Regions from separate parts of the Homo sapiens genome. Here region 2 is linked to region 1. Evidence: chromatin loops called from intact Hi-C (ENCODE). Cell type or tissue: IMR-90. All regions are shown on one strand. Links, peaks and the distances in the headings refer to the core of each region. The heading gives the core; the rest is flanking DNA. Region 1 has its middle 280 kb from the start of LINC02398. Region 2 overlaps LOC101928387 (a long non-coding RNA gene).

Region 1 (10,056 bases), core at 1,097-9,096:
AAAGCTTGGGAAAGTGATGATGGGAAGGTTTTTGAGTTGAAATGACAATTCATGAATATTTTCTCAGTGGTGTTTTGGTGGACTGGAGAGATGAAGGAATAGGAACTGGAGGTAAATTACTTGTGCTGTAAATTTAAGTCAGTACATGTGGTATCTATTCCTTCCAAAATTTTAACTGATTTTCAAATTTGTAAATCTATGTACTTTTAGGTTGTTAATATAATCTATAGCATGGAGCCATAGGATCATATGTCAAAATTTAGTTCCAAATGTGCCTTTCAAGAAGTCTTTTCTCCTCAGATCATTCTGCAGCTGTTCCATCGGTGCCCATTTACACTATATTTTGTATAGTGTGACAGTTGTATTGTGGGGGTTAAACCCTTAGATTCGGTCCAGTTGTTCTAATAGGCTGACTCTAAAATTTATAAGACGTGTGATCCTAGATTTTCTTAATGAAAAATCCCTTAAATGCCCTTATCACAGTTCCTGGCACAGGAAAAGTAGACAATAAATGTGAGGCACTATTATTTCTAGCTTAATTGTTTTAAATTTTTTGGTTTCATATACATATATTTGGCCCCAAGAAATGTCTATTGAATAACTCTCCTCATAAATAAACTTCAATGCATGGACATATCATAATCAAACTCGAATACCTTCACTTACAAATTATCAAATGTCTAAAATTCAGAGCATTATTTTTATAGTGTTTCAGAAATCTGGAGCATCTTTTAAATATTGTGTAGGTTTAGTAAGATCAGATTTGAGGGTTACACTGACTATAGCAATGTGTGCCTAATTCCATGAACTTTAATATCTGACATGCAGAGATTCAAATCCAGTCCCTCATGTGCCTCTTACCCTCAAACATCCAAAATTTCCCTCCAAATAAGATACAAGAAATTGAGGGATAACTTCTGTATATATCATGGTTACATTTTAAGGCTAGAAGGCACAAGAATAGAAGACGATGAAGTATAAACATTATGATAAATTTTCAGTACTCTAGCCAGACTCCGTATCAGGCCATCTCTTCCCTAGAGGGATGGAAGAGGGGATTCAGCCACGTCTGTAGAGGTGTGTGTTTGAGAACCAAATGCAGGGAAACATCTCCCTCTCTGATGTTGAAGCTCGGGGCCCTAGTTCATCTGTGGTTCGTGATGGATCCTGAGATATTTGACAAAGTCAACATGAGATGCTCCTAAAGTTAGAAGGCTGTATGGCTGACTTCTTGAGGGATTTGGAGGCATTGTTTGGTGATTCTACAGCGGTGTAGCTGACAATCCTTGAAGCGTGAACATTAGCAACTGCAGAGACAACAGAATCAGCAATGATTCAGGGCTCCTTATCTTAAAGAAAGCCTCCTACCATTCATACCTTTTTTATTTTTTGCTTTTCAAACTACTACTTGATACCTAAGCTTCCTGAAGGCTTAACAGAATCCTTGACTTATATATAAATATATGTTGTTTTACAATCCTGCTTTGCAATATGTATATGACAGCACTATACAAAAAATAATTTCTTTGCCAATTGCCATGGTTCTAATAAAAATAAAGTCAAACTTGATACTGATATAACACTCAGGGTGTTCTTGTTTATGGACATGGTGATTTTGGGGGAAGAAAGGGGCTTTTTCTTCAACAATACATTTTGTAGTCACTAATATATTATTTCATTTAATCTAGTTGCTTCCCTAAGGCTTACCACAACATTCCTTAAAATCTGTAATAATTGTCAAAGTAATTTAGGTTTAACAGGAGTTATCGCTGGCAAAGCTTAGGGGGAAGCAATGAGCATTAAGGTACAAATAACTTCCTAAAAATATCACCTGCAATAGCTTTCAAATGGTATTCTTCATTATCTCTCCACCTACTTCTTAAAACATTAACTCAAAAGACTTTCTTGCTCATTTTCTTATATTTTTCTTTTAAGGGAGCAAAGTTGTGGCATGCTCTAAAGATATGTTATCATTGGCACACAGGCAATTAATTTTTATTAAACAAAAGTGATGTTGGAATTTTAAAATTATAATTAATATATGCTGAAGCAGGGGGAATGAATAGCCTTCCCATTATGAATCACCCAAACTCTCTCTCTAGGTATTCTTTTCACATAAAGTTGAAATGAAAAGCCTTTAGGTCCTTACAGTTGCTGTTGTTGTTTTAATAAATTATTCAAAAAGCTGGTTCAAATGTGATTTTTTAGTAGTAGTGTGCTGGTTTATCAACCAGCTATTATTTGTAGTCTTTGCCCCTCTTTATAAATAATTCCACCATGGCAGATTTCAAGCCACACCATCATCCTGCCAACATGCTGTTGGGGAGAGATTCACCCAATCAGTTGTCACAAGCGGGTATGAACCCATCAGGGCTGAGCTAGAAGAGGAAGAACAACTCCAAGTTTCGCTGTTACACCACCATGTGGAGAAATGGGCAGTCATGTCAGAAATAATCTTTTTCTTCTGCCTTATAGACCTGACAAGCTTCGCTCACTGGGATATTTTCTAGGAGTTTACATTTATCTCAGGTCCTAGTCTAGGAGGTACATCAAAAACAACTAAAAAAAGATGGTTAGGCGGGGGAAGGGCATTCACTTGTCTAGATGATGCCTTAATAGCACTTAGCATAAATTAACCTAGGAAATTCTCAAGGATCCCTAAGGCATAAAGTAGGCAGTAAGTGTGGATTCTATTTGATAGGAAGTTAAAGGTTTCTGAGAAGAAAAGAAATCAAGTTTGGCAATAGAACATTAAACAGCAATAAACATTTTTGGCTGCTTAGTAGAAGAGGCCCGCTCCTCTGGGAAAAAACCACTGCTCTTTATTCCCCCCACGTACTCCAGTCTTTGTACTTTGAACAGTTGTTCCACTTAAAAGTAACCTACTTTTTACCCAGCAAGAGCTCAGGGACCTGGTTAGTATCAACACTTAGAAGCAGCAGCTTCTGTGAATTTGGATCTTCCTTTCACCTCCTCCTGTATTGTCACTCATCATAAAAACGTATGGCTAGAATAAAGTGTAGCCTTATGAAATAGGCCACATTATTGAGAAATTAAAATTTGTTCTATCCTTCTTGCTGAAAACTCACTGTCCAAAAAAAAAAAAGAGAGAGAGAGAGATTATTTTTTTTTCTTCTGTCAGACTTCCTTTTGTGTTCTGAATTCCCCAGGAGAAGAGGAACCATTTTTGGCTTCAGACCCGTTGGAGCAAATTAAGCAATAGAGTCCCAAAGGGCCTGGAGCGTTTTGCCCCACTAGACCCTGAAGTGAGCTAGATATCCAGAGACTGGAAGCTGGGGATGGTGGACTCTGGAGCAGTGGTGGTAGGTTGGGAGTAGAGGACACGCACCTTCACAGCACCTAAGAAGTAGCAGAGCTTCTGTGTGAATGTCTAGAACCCTGCACAGCGTGAAGGTTCTGTGTCAATGCCCCACGAAGGCGGTGAATGGTAAAAGAGAAATGCCTCCAAAAGGACCACACAAGCTTAAACAACAAACATCTCAGTGACTATCAACAAAGGCAGAGAATGGAGGCCCTGGTCCAATTTTTCTGGTTTATTTAAGCCCCTTGGGTCTTTTCCCATTCTGCGTGAAGTAGGGAAGTTCTCCTTAAAAAAAAAAAAAGAAAAGAAAAAGAAAAAAAAACTTGAGTTTGGATGTCCTGCTAGCCTGCTAGCCAGGAAAATGGAATAACCCATATTTAATTTGATTCATAACAATAAAGAAATGAGATGCTTTTTGTATACTGATATTCTTGAACACCAACTGGATACCCTATCCTACTAATCCCGTACTGCTTATGAATGTTCCCTGGTTCCACAAATATCTCCACTGCAAATGAACTAACTACTCAGTTAACTAGTTCAGAGTTCGGACATTTTATATCTGCAACATGTAGATTACCCTAGTCTTGGTATGCCCCTTTTTTATTAAATTAAACTTTATTAAAAATGTGTGTATCCCTCTTTAAATTTGTAATTACCACGAAAAAAGATTCCTACCATATGTTTTTTGCCTGATTTGGATATTTAGATATATCTGAGGGGCATTTCTGAATTCTTAGCTGCTGTGTGCAGTTTTATGAAAAAAAGCAAAAGCAGAAGAAACATGACAAATTTATCGATCTCCACCAATAAGTCAAGTGGCCAAAGCTCCCTTGCCTTCCATTCCGTCAGAGAATAACGGAGCAAAATGCAATTATAAAGCATAAGGTTCTTGTGCAGCTTTGCTCTGAAGACAGTGAGTCCTGTTTTCTGCTTTTAACTAAAAGCAGTATTTCTACCTTCAAATTGGACAAGTCATTTCACCTCTGTGGGCCTTGGTTTCCTCACCTAAAAGTTTGCATGTTCAACTAAATGATCTCCAAGGCTCTTTATAGCACTAAGATCCTATGATTTCAAGCTATTATATGAAATCCAAGAAACAAAAGACAAGAGGAGCATTGTTCTCATTCTATTGTTCATCCAGCTGGATTTATCAGATTAAGATTCTGAGTTCATAAATAAGAAAGAAAAGACACTTATACAATATAGAACGCATTTGCAGTAAGAGCATTTTTCATCCATATGGATCTTAACTATTTCACGTGCTAACAAATAATTGAACAGACTATCTATAGAAATGGTTTTGTCCATTCATCCACTTTTCTCTATCAACGTAAAAATAACTTTATTGCTTTTTTATAAAACTGTGTTTAAATAAAAATAGGAAAATGCAATTTTCAACAGTTTCTGAGATCTAGTTATGAGAGAAGTTGCCACAACCTCAAACATCTCTTCAAATGAGGACAAAGGTAAGAGTGCCATCTGCTGGCCTAAATTGTCTAATTGTGTCTTTAAAACTTTATACAGTAAAATACTTATGAAACTTACCTACATTCTGCTTTGATGAAAACCCTGAGCTTTTCAATAACTTGATGTGTGGAGCTTAAATACAATAATCATTTTTCCAAGTGTCCAAAATACACAAAGCATATGAGTATAGCAAAATATTACTCCACAAACTAAATAAGTACTTAATTTAAATATATCCTACAATATTTACCATATCGAAAAGCTACAAATCTATTGGGTCCAAAGGTAAGTAGATAGTGTCTTTCTTTAAAAGCTTCTGAGAAAACTAGAATATTTGGAGTGTTTGTACAGCAGGAAATGGTGTCAATCATCAAAAGATCCCTCAGTTTAATAGCAGAAACCTGAATGGTAACTCTATAGACGGGGTTTAATTAAGAAAGAAAGAACACACAGTTAACTTGGAAAATCATATATCAGATTTAAGCATAACTTCATGCCTCCACACTGGCATCAATAGGTAGATGAAGGCCACAATGAAACACTAACTGACTCTCCTCTGTGGGATAGTGTGGTATTAACTTCTGGGCTACCAGGAGCACTATTATTCTTTTTTTTTTTTTTTTTTTTTTTTTGAGACGGAGCCTCGCCCTGTCGCCCAGGCTGGAGTGCAGTGGTGGGATCTCGGCTCACTGCAAGCTCCGCCTCCCGGGTTGACGCCATTCTCCTGCCTCAGCCTCCCCAGTAGCTGGGACTACAGGCGCCCACCACCACGCCCGGCTAATTTTTTGTATTTTTAGTAGAGACAGGGTTTCACCGTGTTAGCCAGGATGGTCTCAATCTCCTGACCTCCTGATCCGCCCGCCTCGGCCTCCCAAAGTGCTGGGATTACAGGCGTGAGCCGCCGCGCCGGTCTTTTTAACCCTTTCTTACCCGCAAAATCCCCTTCAGAGAAGATTCTCTTCCAACAGGATCCCCTATAGCAATGGAGATGCTCAGGGAATGTTTCACATAAAACAAATAAAATTCAATCAGATTACTAATTCAAGTAAGTCTGAGGTAATCTCAGGAAAATTTACTCCATTGCCTGAAATGTTGGATAACTGTATAGGGCAATGCTGAAAAGACATCTAAGGAGGAGTGTGAAACAACTGGAATATTTTTCATTCAAAAAAACTACTTGAAACTTTCTATGTAAAAAGCATTTAACTAGAAAAAAAAATTATTCTAAAGAGATAAAGTTCAATATTACCAAGAACCCAAGAGACAGACAAGCATAGCTTTTAAGGATCCTTGGCATTCCTATTAATTTTCTGTCTTATTTATAAAAATAGTCTCCTAACAATTCATTTATTCTTGGTTTTAAGGATGTTTTATTTTCTCACAATGATATGCTGTGAAGTTGTATGGAAAAGACAGTTATTAAAATATTAAAGTGTAGTGGCTCACGCCTGTAATCCCAACACTTTGGGAGGCCGAGGTGGGTGGATCATGAGGTCGGGAGTTCAAGATCAGCCTGGCCAAGATGGTGAAACCTGTCTCTACTAAAAATACAAACAAAAATTAGCCAGTTGTGGTGGTGGGCACCTATAATCCCAGCTACTCGGGAGGCTGAGGCAGAGAATTGCTTAAACCCGGGAGGCAGAGGATACAGTGAGCCGAGATCGCACCACTGCACTCCACCCTGGGCAAAAGAGTGAAACTCTGTCTCAAAAAATAATAATAATATTAAAGCAAGTAACTAGTATACTGTGAATTTAGGCATAGGCGAAGACAAGATCTATATGGAAAATAACATATGCTTTACTATTCTTTCGTTCAAAGTTGGTATCAATTCTGTTATTTCCTCTGTGTATGAATGTGAATGACTAATGAGTAAGCCACCCTATATATCACTCATGGCCTGTATATTGAATTAAAGCTGTTTCATGATAAAAGGGCCGTTTCAGTTAGTATTGGTGCTGTATCTTTGTACCTTTTCCATTTATGTGTCCCAGGAAGTGTGAATGCAGTTGCCTGAAACTCACATGCTCCTTCTGATCTCTGAGAGTATCTTTAGGTCATTTTGTGTGACTCCACCAATACTGCAAAAGTCCTAATAATAGGGCTCCAAAATCACATCCACAAGAATGCAGGAAACCAGTGAGTTTACAAGTCAATGACAATAGATAACTTGGAGGAAATTAGTTCATATAAAACATGTCACTCTTCATATTGTTCCAGATTGAAACAATGTGAAAGAGAACAGGATGACTCACCTGTAAATGGTAAAAATAAAAATATATATGGCCAATAAATTAGTAGTCAAAGAAAAATTTAAACAACAATGAAGTACTATAGATAATTCACCAGTCTAGCATTGTTGATAATTTAATTATTGAGAGCATGAGGGAACAGACTACTCACATAAGCAGCTGGTAGGAAAATAGAGTGATCCAACATTTAGATAGAGATGTGGAAATAGAACTAGACATAGATATAGATATATATTCTTAAAGATATACAAATATTCATACCATTTCACTCAGCAATCACATTTCTAGGATGAACACAGAATTATTCATAAGGTTGTTTATCTTAGTTACAGACAAAAAACATAAACATCTACTTACACTGAATTGATAAAATGAAAATAAATTTTTGTCTCTCAATATAATGGAATTTCATGAAGCCAAGAAAAATTATGTTTTATTAACAGAACAATAGTTTATGGGTTGAGAAAATGCCTTTGATATACTGTTCAGTGAAAAGAAAAGGTAGGTGATAAGTTCAATCAAGTCAATATTTGTGAATACGCATATTTAGTAAGTATACGGTAACTAACATAGAAAAAGACACTGAAGAAAATATAATAATAATAGTTTTCTTTGGAATAGAAATTACTGATTTTTTCATCATATGCTTTTCTATATTTTCTAAATTTTCTGTTGTGAATACACATTCTTTTTACCAGAAAAATAGTTTTACTTAAAATAAACACAATGCAAGATGAGACATTTGAGAATAAAGTAGAACTTATGTTTTGAGAAGACCAAAGGCTACAGTACTTTCAGGCACCTCAGTTAAACAGGGATTAGTACTTGGGCAATTCATCTGGCTCTTAATTTCCTGGACATGGAGCCAAAAATGGAGTAACAATTTCCATTTTCTATCTACAGAAAACATATTGAGTTACATACATATTTTTTTCCAAGAACTATAGTCAAACAAGAATTCACTATTTGCATCCTTATATAAAAAAGACTTCATGAAATATATTGAGCTATCACTTCAACAGTGGTCTTAAAAATTGGTCGGTTTCAGCTGGGCATGGTGGCTCACACCTGTAATCCTAGCATTGTGGGAGGCCGAGGTGGGAGGATTGCTTGGCCCCAAGGAGTTGGAGACCAGCCTAGGCAACATGGCAAAATCCCGTTTCTACAGAAACATACAAAATTAGCTGGGTGGCATGCACCTGTGGTCCCAGCTATTTGGTGGGAGGATGGGTTGAGCCCAGGAGGTTGAGATTGATCACACCACTGCACTCCAGCCTGGGCAACAAAGCAAGACACTGTCTTAAAAAAAAAAAAAAAAAAAAAAAAAAAAAGTCAATTTCTTTTGGCATCTTTTAGGCATCGACCCTATAATAAATCATATTCCACCACATGAAATTAAGTATAAATACAATTTTGTGTGAGATCACTGTAATACATGGCAATAGATGGGTCCTTGTAACATGTATTCGGGTAACAAGTATTTTTAATAAAATCATAATTATCTAATACTGCTCTATTCTGAAAGAATCATTTTGGTTGTAACAAAGGCTTAGTTAGAAGCAGAATGTTCCCTTTTACTCAAAGGGAATGTTTTAATATCTGAATATCTTAGATTAAAACAAGCACTTCCATTATTTCCCAAAGGAATTACAACGGGTTATCCACGTGTATTTTTGTGTGCTACACACTGGCATTTATAACATGCTTTGATTCACATCAAAACCCATTTGCTTTAAATTTGAAAAAGACCTTATATAAAGTGTCCATCTGCATTCTTATAAATAGCATAAAAATTCCCTAGAAGGATTAAGTTGATCATGTCAACTTTTCCTACCCATACATACAACAACCATTTCATCCATCACACAAAGTCAAAACAAAACCAGGGAATGGGTCTTTCTCTTAACCAGTCTAGATATGCCAAACTTTCCTTTGACTAAATGCTAGTATACAATGCAGTGAACACTCACTTGGCCTTGCTTCCAATCCATGGACAAGTCATTCTCTCATCTATATTCTCCCACTATGATACCCTTTTAGTATGTTTAGGAAGAACCTTGCTGATACCTATGATACCTGTCTCAGAAAAGTTATGAGCATACCCCAGACATCCCTGTTCACACTCAGGTTAATTTTTTTCAGATAAGGTCTCACTCTGTTGCCCAGGCTGGAGTGTAGTAGCATGATCACCCCTCAGGCTGAGAAAATCCTCCCACCTCAGCCTCCCAAGTAGCTGAGACCAAAGTCACGTGCCACCATGCCCAGCTAACTTTTGAAATTTTTTTTTTGTAGAAATGAGGTCTCGGAGGGGAGGAGCCAACATGGCCAAATAGGAACAGCTCTGGTCTACAGCTCCCAGCGTGAGCGACGCAGAAGACGGGTGATTTCTGCATTTCCATCTGAGGTACCGGGTTCATCTCACTAGGGAGTGCCAGACAGTGGGAGCAGGTCAGTAGGTGCAGCTCACCATGCGCGAGCAAAAGCAGGGCGAGGCATTGCCTCACTCAGGAAGTGCAAGGGGTCAGGGAGTTCCCTTTCCTAGTCAAAGAAAGGGGTGACAGACGGCACCTGGAAAATCGGGTCACTCCCACCCTAATACTGCGCTTTTCCAATGGGCTTAAAAAATGGCACACCAGGAGATTATATCCTGCACCTGGCTTGGAGGGTCCTACGCTCACGGATTCTCACTGATTGCTAGCACAGCAGTCTGAGATCAAACTGCAAGGCAGCGGCGAGGCTGGGGGAGGGGCGCCCACCATTGCCCAGGCTTGCTTAGGTAAACAAAGCAGCCAGGAAGCTCGAACTGGGTGCAGCCCACCACAGCTCAAGGAGGCCTGCCTGCCTCTGTAGGCTCCATCTCTGGGGGCAGGGCACAGACAAACAAAAAGACAGCAGTAACCTCCGCAGACTTAAATGTCCCCGTCTGACAGCTTTGAAGAGAGCAGTGGTTCTCCCAGCATGCAGCTGGAGATCTGAGAACGGGCAGACTGCCTCCTCAAGTGGGCCCCTGAC
Region 2 (10,056 bases), core at 822-8,821, 84 kb after region 1:
GTGGCCCTGGACAATGGCCCAAACTCTAGTTTCAACATGGCTTCCGACAGCCTGACCAATGGGTTATTAAGTAATAAAACTTTCTTTGATTCTCTCTGGAAAATACCCTTCCAACCCACCCCCCTAAAAATGTTGGCTGTTGATGTAAGAAAATATTAAGTAAATAAATTTAAGAAAGGGATGATTCGAAGCCAGAAAATGTAAGTTTTGGATAAATTAAAAGACAAAATATTAAACTCAGCCAAAGCTGGGATGTATGATGTAAAGTTCACCAGATGCTCTATATAAAAACAAGAAAGAGCCATTCTTTAGACTGTTTCAAGGAGTGTTCCAATAAAATGCAAACATTGCTTCTATATGAGAAATCAAACCATATTTTAAATTAAAAAGGGGCTCAACTTACAAAATAAAGGGATATATAACAGATGACTCAGGGTAAATGTGATTAGAGAAAAAGCTGGAAGCTTACTTTTTTTTTTTTTTTAAGTAGTAGGGAAACTAATAGGGAGTGAGGGCACTGGACTGACCTTTGCTGTGAATAAAAGTACATTTAAAGTGTTAACAGAGAATTTTCCCCAGAAATATGAAGTGCACATGAGATACATCATTAACTTAGCATGTTGCTATAGGAGCATTTTCTTTCACAGCAAAGAATACACTGCGTTATATATCAACAAATACTCAGCGCAGATGAAAAATCACAATCATAAAAAGTAGATAATATTTTTAAATATAAAGTCAATATATTTTCTTACACTAATTTCTAGTTCCCAGTTTTCCCAGGGGTCTCCCTTACATTGAATCAATGGTATTAATTACTTAAAAGAAGTCAGTTTTGGCCAGGCATGGTGGCTCACGCCTATAATCCTAGTACTTTGGGAGGCCGAGGCAGGTGCATTGCCTGAGCTCAGGAGTTCGAGACCAGACCGGGCAACATGGTGAAACCCCATCTCTAATAAAATACAAAAGAAATTAGCCAGGCGCGGCAGCATGTGCCTGTAGTCCCAGCTACTCAGGAGGCTGAGGCAGGAGGATTGCTTGAACCTGGGAGACGGAGGTTGCAGTGAGTAGAGATTGCACCACTGCACTTCAGCCTGGGCAACAGAGCAAGACACTGTCTCTAAAAAAAAAAAAAAAAGTAGTCAATTTTAAGTTTTAGGTTATATTTTAATACAAGTGAATCAACAGGTTTTACTTTCAGAGAAATAAATTGTTTTAATCCTAAAATCTTTTATTAAGTTCAGAATATAGAATTTATGAGACTAAAATAGAAAGAATGCAGGTTATGACATCAAAGCAGCTTCCTGTACATAGGAAAGGAAGTAAAAGCTCAAGTAGCAAGGCAAGAAGTAGAAAGAATTGAAAAGGTAAAGCTAGGCCGGGCACAGTGGCTCAGGCCTGTAATCCCAGCATTTTGGGAGGCTGAGACTGGAGGATCACTTGAGGTTGGGAGTTCGAGACCAGCCTGGCCAACATAGTGAAACCCTGTCTCTACTAAAAATACAAAAATTAGCCAGGCATAGTGATGTGCACCTGTAATCCCAGCTACTTGGGAGGCTGAAGCAGGAGAATCGCTTGAATCCAGGAGGCAGAGGTTGCAGGGAGCCGAGATCGTGCCACTGCACTCCAGTCTGGGTGACAGAGAAAGAATCCATCCCAAAAAATATTAAATATTAAAAATTGAAAAGGTAAAGCTAGCGTAATATAATGCCTGAGATTCCAAGAAAGAAATCAGGGCCTACATACCACCTTCCTGGGCCACAACCTGACAGAAACGCCACCACCACCACTACCACACTCCTGCCAAAAAAAAAAATTCCCCAAATCTCCATGCCTGGCTAGCTAGATGAGCTAGAGCTAGCATTTCTAGTAGTCCATTACTTGAGAATAGCATGCAGTAGATCCTGAAATTTGCATATGCTCACATGGGTAACATGGAAATTCTAAGAACAATAGACTTTTTAAAAGATAATTTCATTTTTTCAGGGAAGTATAATGACTCCCATACAAATACAAACTGAACACAATTCAAAGACTGTTTTTAACTCATTAATTAATGAGGGAATTGGTAAGATGTTACATCTGGCTCTAAAGAGAATTCAAAGAATATATATATAAATGCTGCAACAAATTTACAAATAGATGCAAAATGGAGCTGTCTGCAGGGCAATAAATTATTGCATTCCACTAGATACAAGTCATTTGCATTGCTGCAGACAAGAATCATATACATCACTTTTAGTTTCCTACAATTTACAGAACTGTAAAATAGCTCAAACACAATGAAAGGAACCAGATAACTAGAAGGATACACTAGACTATGCTTTGTTTTTCATTAAAGACTCGCAGTAATCTTTTCTTTCAATTTACAGTCTTTCGCAATGATTGGAAGATACCTGTGATCTGGAGAAAAAAAATGAGAGTCTACAGAGACCTTACCTCCCGAGGCAATGGCAAATCTCACAGCCACTAGCAGTGACAGTCAAGAGAATGACCAAGAATAGGATCCAACCAGCCCACTATGAGGAACACCAGCACAGAAGGCCTGGTCACCACAGTGGGATAAGGGTCCAGCTGGTAGAGTCCAGCAAAGTCCCAGAGGGTAAAGGCCTCTTCCACTCTCTTCAAGATACTAAGCTTCTGCATGAACCCAGGCACCAACTTGGGAAGGAGGAATGAGGAGAGACCCCTTGAGAGATAAGAAAAGCTTAAACTTTTAATGAGTATTTAGCAGAAAGCAATTGATTTGAAACAGAAGAAACTGGGTTGCTTTTTATTGACCAGGGGCATATGCTGAATTGTGCCCTCACACACACAAATTTGTGTGTTGAAGCCCTAACCCTCCATACCCCAGAACTTAACTGTATTTAGAGATAGGGCCTTTAAAGAGGTGATGAAGTTAAAACGAGGCCCTAAGGGTAGACAGTAATCCAATCTGACTGGTATTATAAGCAAAGGAAATTTGGACATACAAGGAAACACTAGATGCCCACACACAGAGGAAAGACCATGTGAGAACACAGAGAGAAGGCAGCCATTTGCAAGCCGAGGAGAGAGGCTTCATGAGAAACGAGCACTGCCAACACCCGAATCTTGGACTTCCAGCCTCTAAAACCATAAAAAAATTAATTTCTGTTGTTTCAGCCATCCAGTCCCTGGCATTTCATTACGGCAGCCATAGCAAACTAATACAGCATTTTAAGGGTTGTGGGGTGTTCATTTCATATCAGTAGGAGCAAAAGCAAGATGAAATGTCGGTTAAATAAAATGTAAAAAGCTACTTGTTTGTTTTTTGGTTTTGGACATCCGTGGGCATTTTAATCCTGTCATATAGGATGAGTGCTTCATAGGTTTTGGACACATTCTCAGACCCAAAGATACGAATAACCTTTACTAGTTAAAGGTCTTCAATAGAGCAAAGCCTATGGCCACCAAGGAAACAAGTCTCAAAGAGCTCAAAACCTCCTTCTGGCCACTGCTCAGTGTCAGGCTTCTACAGGATAGAAATGATGAGGGGAAGCAGAAGGTATAAGACTGGAAAGAAGATATTCTTTTTTTTTTTTTTTTTTTGAGACGGAGTCTCGCTCTCACCCAGGCTGGAGTGCAGTGGCACAATCTTAGCTCACTGCAAGCTCCACCTCCCAAGTTCACGCCATTCTCCTGCCTCAGCCTCCCAAGTAGCTGGGACTACAGGCACCCGCTACCATGCCCGGCTAAATTTTTTGTATTTTTAGTAGAGACGGGGTTTCACCATGTTAGCCAGGATGGTCTCGATCTCCTGACCTCGTAATCTGCCCACCTCAGCCTCCCAAGGTGCTGGGATTACAGGCGTGAGCCACCGGGCCCGGCCAAGAAGATGTTCTTGAGTCAGGTTCTTTCCTAAAATCATGATTGGCAGTTATCTTCATCCATTTGTGCTGCTATAATAAAGTTCCTGACACTGGGCAATTGATAAAGAATATAAATGTATTTCTCTCAGCTCTAGAGGCTGAGAAGTCCAAGGTCAAGGCACTGGTAGGTTTGGCGTCTGGTGAGGACTGCTCCATCAGTGGCATGTTCTTGCAGTGGCATCCTCACATGGCAGAAGGAGGAGGAGTAAGGAGACCTTAAGCCAGTTCCCTCTAGTCCTTTTACAAGACACTAATCCATTCACAAGGGCAGAGCCCCCATGGCCTAACCACCTGCTAAAGGCACCCCTCCTACTACCACCACAATGGGGATTAAGTCTCAACATGAATTTTGGAGCAGACATAAATGTTCAGACCATAGCAGCAGTATTTTTTCTCTTTTTCAAACTGTTATGTGTTTCTGAGCCCTTCTGTTGGGGGAGAAAGATCACAAAGGTTTTCTGGAAAAGCAATTCTAAACAGATATCTGAAGAATATGTTTTTCATTCAGTGATTGCTAAGGAAAAAAAAAAAAAAACTCATTAGCTTTGACCTGAATAAGGATACACTCATACACTCAGGCCTAAGTGTCTGGTGTAGAAACAGTGCCACACTAACTTCAGTGAGAAAGAAAAGCACAAATACTACATTTCCAAATTTAGTCAACTAGGGACATTGAGTCAGGCCAATTTAAAACAGGTCCAAAATTTCATCATTCCAAGGAGTTGAGTATTGTCTCTTATCTACTAATCTAAAATTAAATTTCCCGTTTAGCTTTGACATAGAGACTATTTATAGACATTCAAAAAAAAGAAGAAAATCAAAAGGCTTAAACCCAGGTCATAGGTCCTAAAACCAAAAGCAGTGAGAAGAAAGTGACATCTAATGGTTGGTTTCCTTCAAAACATCTCTGGTTGCCCCCTAAAACTCAAGAGACAAGGAAAGGGAGATTTTGACCTTAGTCATTAGAAAAAGTCTCAAAAATCCTAAAAAGTCAAAAATGTCATCCAGCCCTCTGGGAAACCGGCTCAATGCATTCAAATTAATGTCGTGCTGGGCTGCAGAAACTTTTGACCAGAAGGCATTCCAAGGAGTAACCATAAACAGCTTAAATGATATTAGATGCGTCATAAGATCTTTTTTTACTCTTGTTAAAAATAACAATAACAAACACTTATGAAGTACAGACATGTGCCAAATCCTGGCCTAAGTGTCTCATATATACTAACTCATCTAAAGATATTTTTCCACAATATTTATACGCATGAATAAACAATAGATTCTACTAAAATTCTTAAGGCTAAAGTAGGAATGAATTAATGTTGTGAAAAGACAGGAATATTAAATGTATTTCATTACTTCTTAGAACAGAACTGCAAAAGAACTTGAGAGGTCATAGTTCAGGAGTTGTTGAAAAATCTATCCCATGAGAGAAAATGCAGCATTTTCACTTATTTTTATTTATTCCTTCATTCTTTCTATGCTGCTCTTTGCTTTCTTGTCTTCCATCTTGTGAAAATATTTATGACAAACTTTTTATCCTGTCATTGCATTTTGCTGGTACTTTTTAGGCTTAAAGGTGAACTCCTGAAGTTTATCTCCTTCCAGGCATCATCTCTTCAATTCTGGAAACAGTTACCAGATAAATGGTGGTAACTAGCTTAAGCGTCACAGGACAAACGGCCAGGCTAATATCAAGAGTAGGTATATGAATCACAGCTATGTTTCTGCTGCAGCAAAATGTCTTCAAATAAAAATTAGACCATAAGCATTAAACTGCCTACTAAAAGAAGATTTTTTTAAATATTATATGTTAACCACTCAACCAGTTAAATATCAAACAATATAAACTGCTCCTACATTTAAGTGTAGTTTCATTTTTCATACAAGTTATAGAAGTCATATGTATTCTTACCTACAGTTTTATCAGTCAATAAATTACATGTGTTCTCCTGCCTATACGTAAGTTCAGTCTGAGAGACAGCATCAGGGATTTTTTTATAATAACCATTCCTTTGCAATGAATAAAGACACTAATTTATCTCTTATGGACTCATAATTTGTTCTGAAGCATCTTCTGTTGTTATGTGGACCCTCTTCATGCTCCTTGAAGGCTGGAGGAGTGCAGTGATCCAGGGCTTCACTGGTCTCCTGCTTTTGGAGTTTATCTCTGCTATATGCAGAAGCTTTTATTCCCTTTTCCTTTTGTAATACTCAGAACAGAAAATGCATAGACTACCTACCCTTACCGAAATATATAAAACTCTTTGCTTATATTTCTTCAATCAAGAAGAGGTTCTGTTGAGAACCAAATTTCTACATGGCCCAATCTTCTTTCCTTCAACTTTAAAGATCATTTATAATGTATTTTACAAAGAACACATTAGGATTATCTATTAATCAAGCTGGTAATCTCCATTAGAGGAATTGATTATTTTGTACTCCTCAGAACAAAAGGAACACAAATTTCAGACATATAACCCAGAACAAGTATAAGGATTTAATCAGCCCACTGCTGAAAAGAAAAAGCCCTGGCCCGTATTATTTATTGGTGACTTCCAGGAGCATGGACATAAGATCTTTTTTTCTTTCTGTTTCTTAAAGAGGAAAATTGCAAAAGAAACAGGAAATCTATCCTTTTCTCTTAATGCCTCTTAAGAGGAAGAAATGTTTCAGTCACGTTTCTGACTGTGGAAAAAAATGATAAGTTACTGGTTAAAAAAAAAAAAATCAAAGATGAACTCCATAACATTCTCCTTTCCTTAGAGTCCTCAAACTCTCACACAGTCCAGGCCCCAGAACCCTGCCCTCAGTTTCTTCCCAAATAAAGTCCTCCTCAACCTTTTAGGAAGCTTCCCTCCCAGCCTCACTCCAGGCATTTTTCCAGTACCCAAGAGGCCCTGGCACATGTTGGGTTCTCAATACCTGTGCCCTAAGTTAATTAACTATAAAACGAGCATGGTTATAAGCTTATTTTCAACTCATCCACAGGTCAGTTTCTCTGGCCAGAGTCAGCCTGCAAATACAGTAATTTCAATTTCACAATTGTATTTCTAGAGCTGTTGAGGGGAAGCAATCATGTTAGGCCAAACTAGCAACTGAGCCAGGCCTTGTGTCAGAAAGATGGGGGCTGACAGTGGCTAAGGCAATTTCCTCCAAAACACTAGGTAGTTAGGTCAGGAGAAACTTAAATAAGGCAATAGCTCTTCTTGTCATCAGAGGCCTTGGTTTTCACATCTGTAAAACAAAATCCTTGGTCTAAATGACTTCTGACACACTGACTTAAATTTTGCCACAGAGTTCAAGCTAGAAACAAGAAAGTAGCTGTAAAAGCCAGGGCCCTTCATGGTATAGCTAAGAGAGAAATCTAATTCACCAAAAATTCAGAGAGGGGAGTGCTTCTCATGAGAAAAGAATGAGAGACTAATTCCCAAGGATTTTCTCTTCAAATAGCACGTCGTGGAGAAAGAAAGATAAATGGAGAAATGTGGCAGTAAAAAAATTCTGTAGATGAGAAAAAAGACAGGGAACTTCTTAGTACCTGCCCTAGTCGTAAATTGTCAATAGAGACATGCTTTTCAAACTATGGTAAACAACTTGTTTTGTTTTTTATTTCTAATTTTATTGTAAGCTGATCTCTGATCTTTGTTAAGTTAGAGAGAGACATCGTAACACTTCATCTCTAAAGTATGGAAAGAGAGCAAACACTATCTTGAAGGTAATAATTACAGAATTGCTTAGCCCTGGTCTAGCAGATTTTAAAATAAATTTTGCAGAAGTGCGTTAAAACGAGCACACCGTGAAGGGCCTACTTGCAAACTAACAAGTTACCCTGCTAGAGTTTATGGATGCTGGGAGAAGACGTGAGACTCCTGGATTACAGGCAAATGAGAGGCTATTACTCACCACAATAGTAGTAGCCACGGTATCAGCATCTGAGCCAATTCCTCCAAACCCCAGTACCCGCAAGGTGATGCAAATAGGGCTAGATAATACCAGCATCCACAGTCAATTGTGTTCCAGCAAAAAAAAAACAAAAAAACAAAAAACTGAACTTAGAAAACCTGAATATTTTATAACAGGAAATAAGCATGCCTGCCTATGTCCTGGAAAGAGACATCATCCTTATTATATTGTATAGTAAGCATGCTTATATGTTTGCCCCAGAGGAGGACTACCTCTACCTGCCAAGGTGTATTAGTCTCCTGTTGCTGCCATAGCAAATTAGCACAAACTTAGTGGCTTAATGGATACAAATGTATTATCTTGCAGTTCTGGAGTCAGAAGTCCAAATTGGGCCTCACTGCGCTGAAGTTTCTTTTCCATTTTCTTAACTTTTTCAGCTTCTAGAGGTCACCAGCATGCCTTGGACCATGGCCCCATTCTTCCATCTTCAAAACTAGCAAAGGCAAATTGAGTGCTTTTCACATCACATCACTCTGACCTCATTCTTCCACTTTAAAGGATCCTTGTGATTACGTTGAGCCCACCTGAATAATCCAGGATAACCTTTGTATGTGAAGGTCCTTTAGCTGATCAGCATTCTTAATTTCATCTGTAACATAAATTTTCATTTGTTATGCAAGGTAACGTATTCACAGGTTTCTGGGATTAAGCTATGGACATATTTGGGGAGCCATTATACTGCCTACTACACAAAATAATAAGAAAATCTGCCCTTTGTTCTAGAGCAAGCTTGTCCAACCTGCAGCCCACGGGTCACATGTGGACTAGAATGGCTTTGAATGTAGCCCAACACAAATTGGTAAACTTTCTTAAAACATTATGAGGGTTTTTTGAGATTTTTTTAGCTCATCAGCTATAGTGAGTATGTTTTATTTGTGGCCGAAGATAATTATTCTTCCAATGTGGCCCAGGGAAGCCAAAAGATTAGACACCCCTTTTCTAGAGGGAGATACAATGTCTGTTGTCCAAGGCTGTTAACTATACTATACAAGCACCCTTCAAAAGATAGTTTATAACAAGGAGAAGTCAATGCTTTGCTTCACAAAACACACAGACATGTGAAAGAGCCATAGAAGATGGACCCTCATGACCAGCTGCTACTCTTACATATCGGCATAAGAAATCGAGTAAGGATATTTAATTGCTTTAAACTATATGCATATATTTTTTAAATATGACACCTGACCATTTGGATCACAAAGTTATCTTGGTCAATATAGGTTAAAATCACTATATAATTCCATATATTCATGGAAAGAGAAACTATACTGAATCTTTTTAACAGACGTTTCCCAGTTTAATCACGGATGAAGTGTGTAATCAACCATCATCCACTCACAGAAATCAATGAACACTTACAGGAAACAAAGTGGTTTGAACAACCCAACAAAGTTTGCTTGGAGGTCAATGTTGGGGAAAGAGTCTTTTGATATTTAATTCCAGTGCTAAAGAATTTTCTCTATCAGGAAATTCTTCATACTTAACCTTAAATCTTGGTATTTGCAGCTTTAACTCATCTCCTCTTAATCTGTCCTCAGGGAGCTCTTTCACATGATCCTTAGTGTCTTCTAGAAAGGACAAAGATGAGACTCTCATGATACTCTCCACAATAAATTGTTCTGAAAGAAATTTTCCCTGCTGCTCTTATACCAAACCCATAAAAGATATATGCTTCGGTAAATTTTAGTTTTCTAGTGAAGATTAATTCTATCCATACTAAAATATTCTCATTGGAGTAAGCGGAGAGATGTTTATCATCTTTGGAGAAAGATTTGCATTTTCTATTTTGTTTGTAATAAGTTAAAACAGAAGTTACAACTGAAACAGCAAGGAAAAAAATAGATGATAAAGTACGAGACCATATGCAGAAGTTGCAAAGGAGTTAGCCAAAAACTCCTTAACAATAGCTCTTAAAATCCTTCGTGTACATCAAGGTTATAAAAGGGCATATTGATAAATATTGGTAAGAATTTGTGAAAATAATTTATTTGGGAACAGCTGTTGCCCCTCTCTGAATCCCAGTGCTTCAACATCGCAAAGGAGTTTAGGGAAAACCTGACCCTTACCTCATGAGGGCAAGAGAGAGCTTCAAGAAGACTACTCTGAGAGTAAGGCAATCCTCCTAACTGATGAAAGCTGGATAAAGAAGAGTTTGCTTCTGTTTTGGAATCAGCCTTCATTTCCAAAGTTCATCTAGGCAAAT

What was found. Peaks named below come from ENCODE experiments on the same cell type or tissue, not always from the same donor. Only the 100,000 strongest peaks of a DNase experiment are listed, where the experiment ranks them.
Region 2: a loop joins it to region 1, with 5 times the contacts of the local background. A loop is called at or near these places in 3 of 110 quality-filtered maps.

Annotation. Positions count from the first base shown.
Region 1 is chr12:19,734,140-19,744,195 of GRCh38, reverse strand. No RefSeq gene overlaps it. Among named protein-coding and RNA genes, the nearest start is that of LINC02398, 280 kb to the left of the region's middle. In IMR-90, for the core only: a CTCF peak has its summit at 4,799 (motif pointing left); a DNase peak (open chromatin) is centred at 4,775; H3K27ac peaks cover 1,118 bases.
Region 2 is chr12:19,649,761-19,659,816 of GRCh38, reverse strand. LOC101928387 (a long non-coding RNA gene) reads right to left here. Exons shown (of 7, transcript XR_007063236.1): 4 at 9,339-9,421; 5 at 7,794-8,442. Among named protein-coding and RNA genes, the nearest start is that of AEBP2, 220 kb to the right of the region's middle. In IMR-90, for the core only: a CTCF peak has its summit at 4,772; a DNase peak (open chromatin) is centred at 5,016; H3K27ac peaks cover 4,758 bases.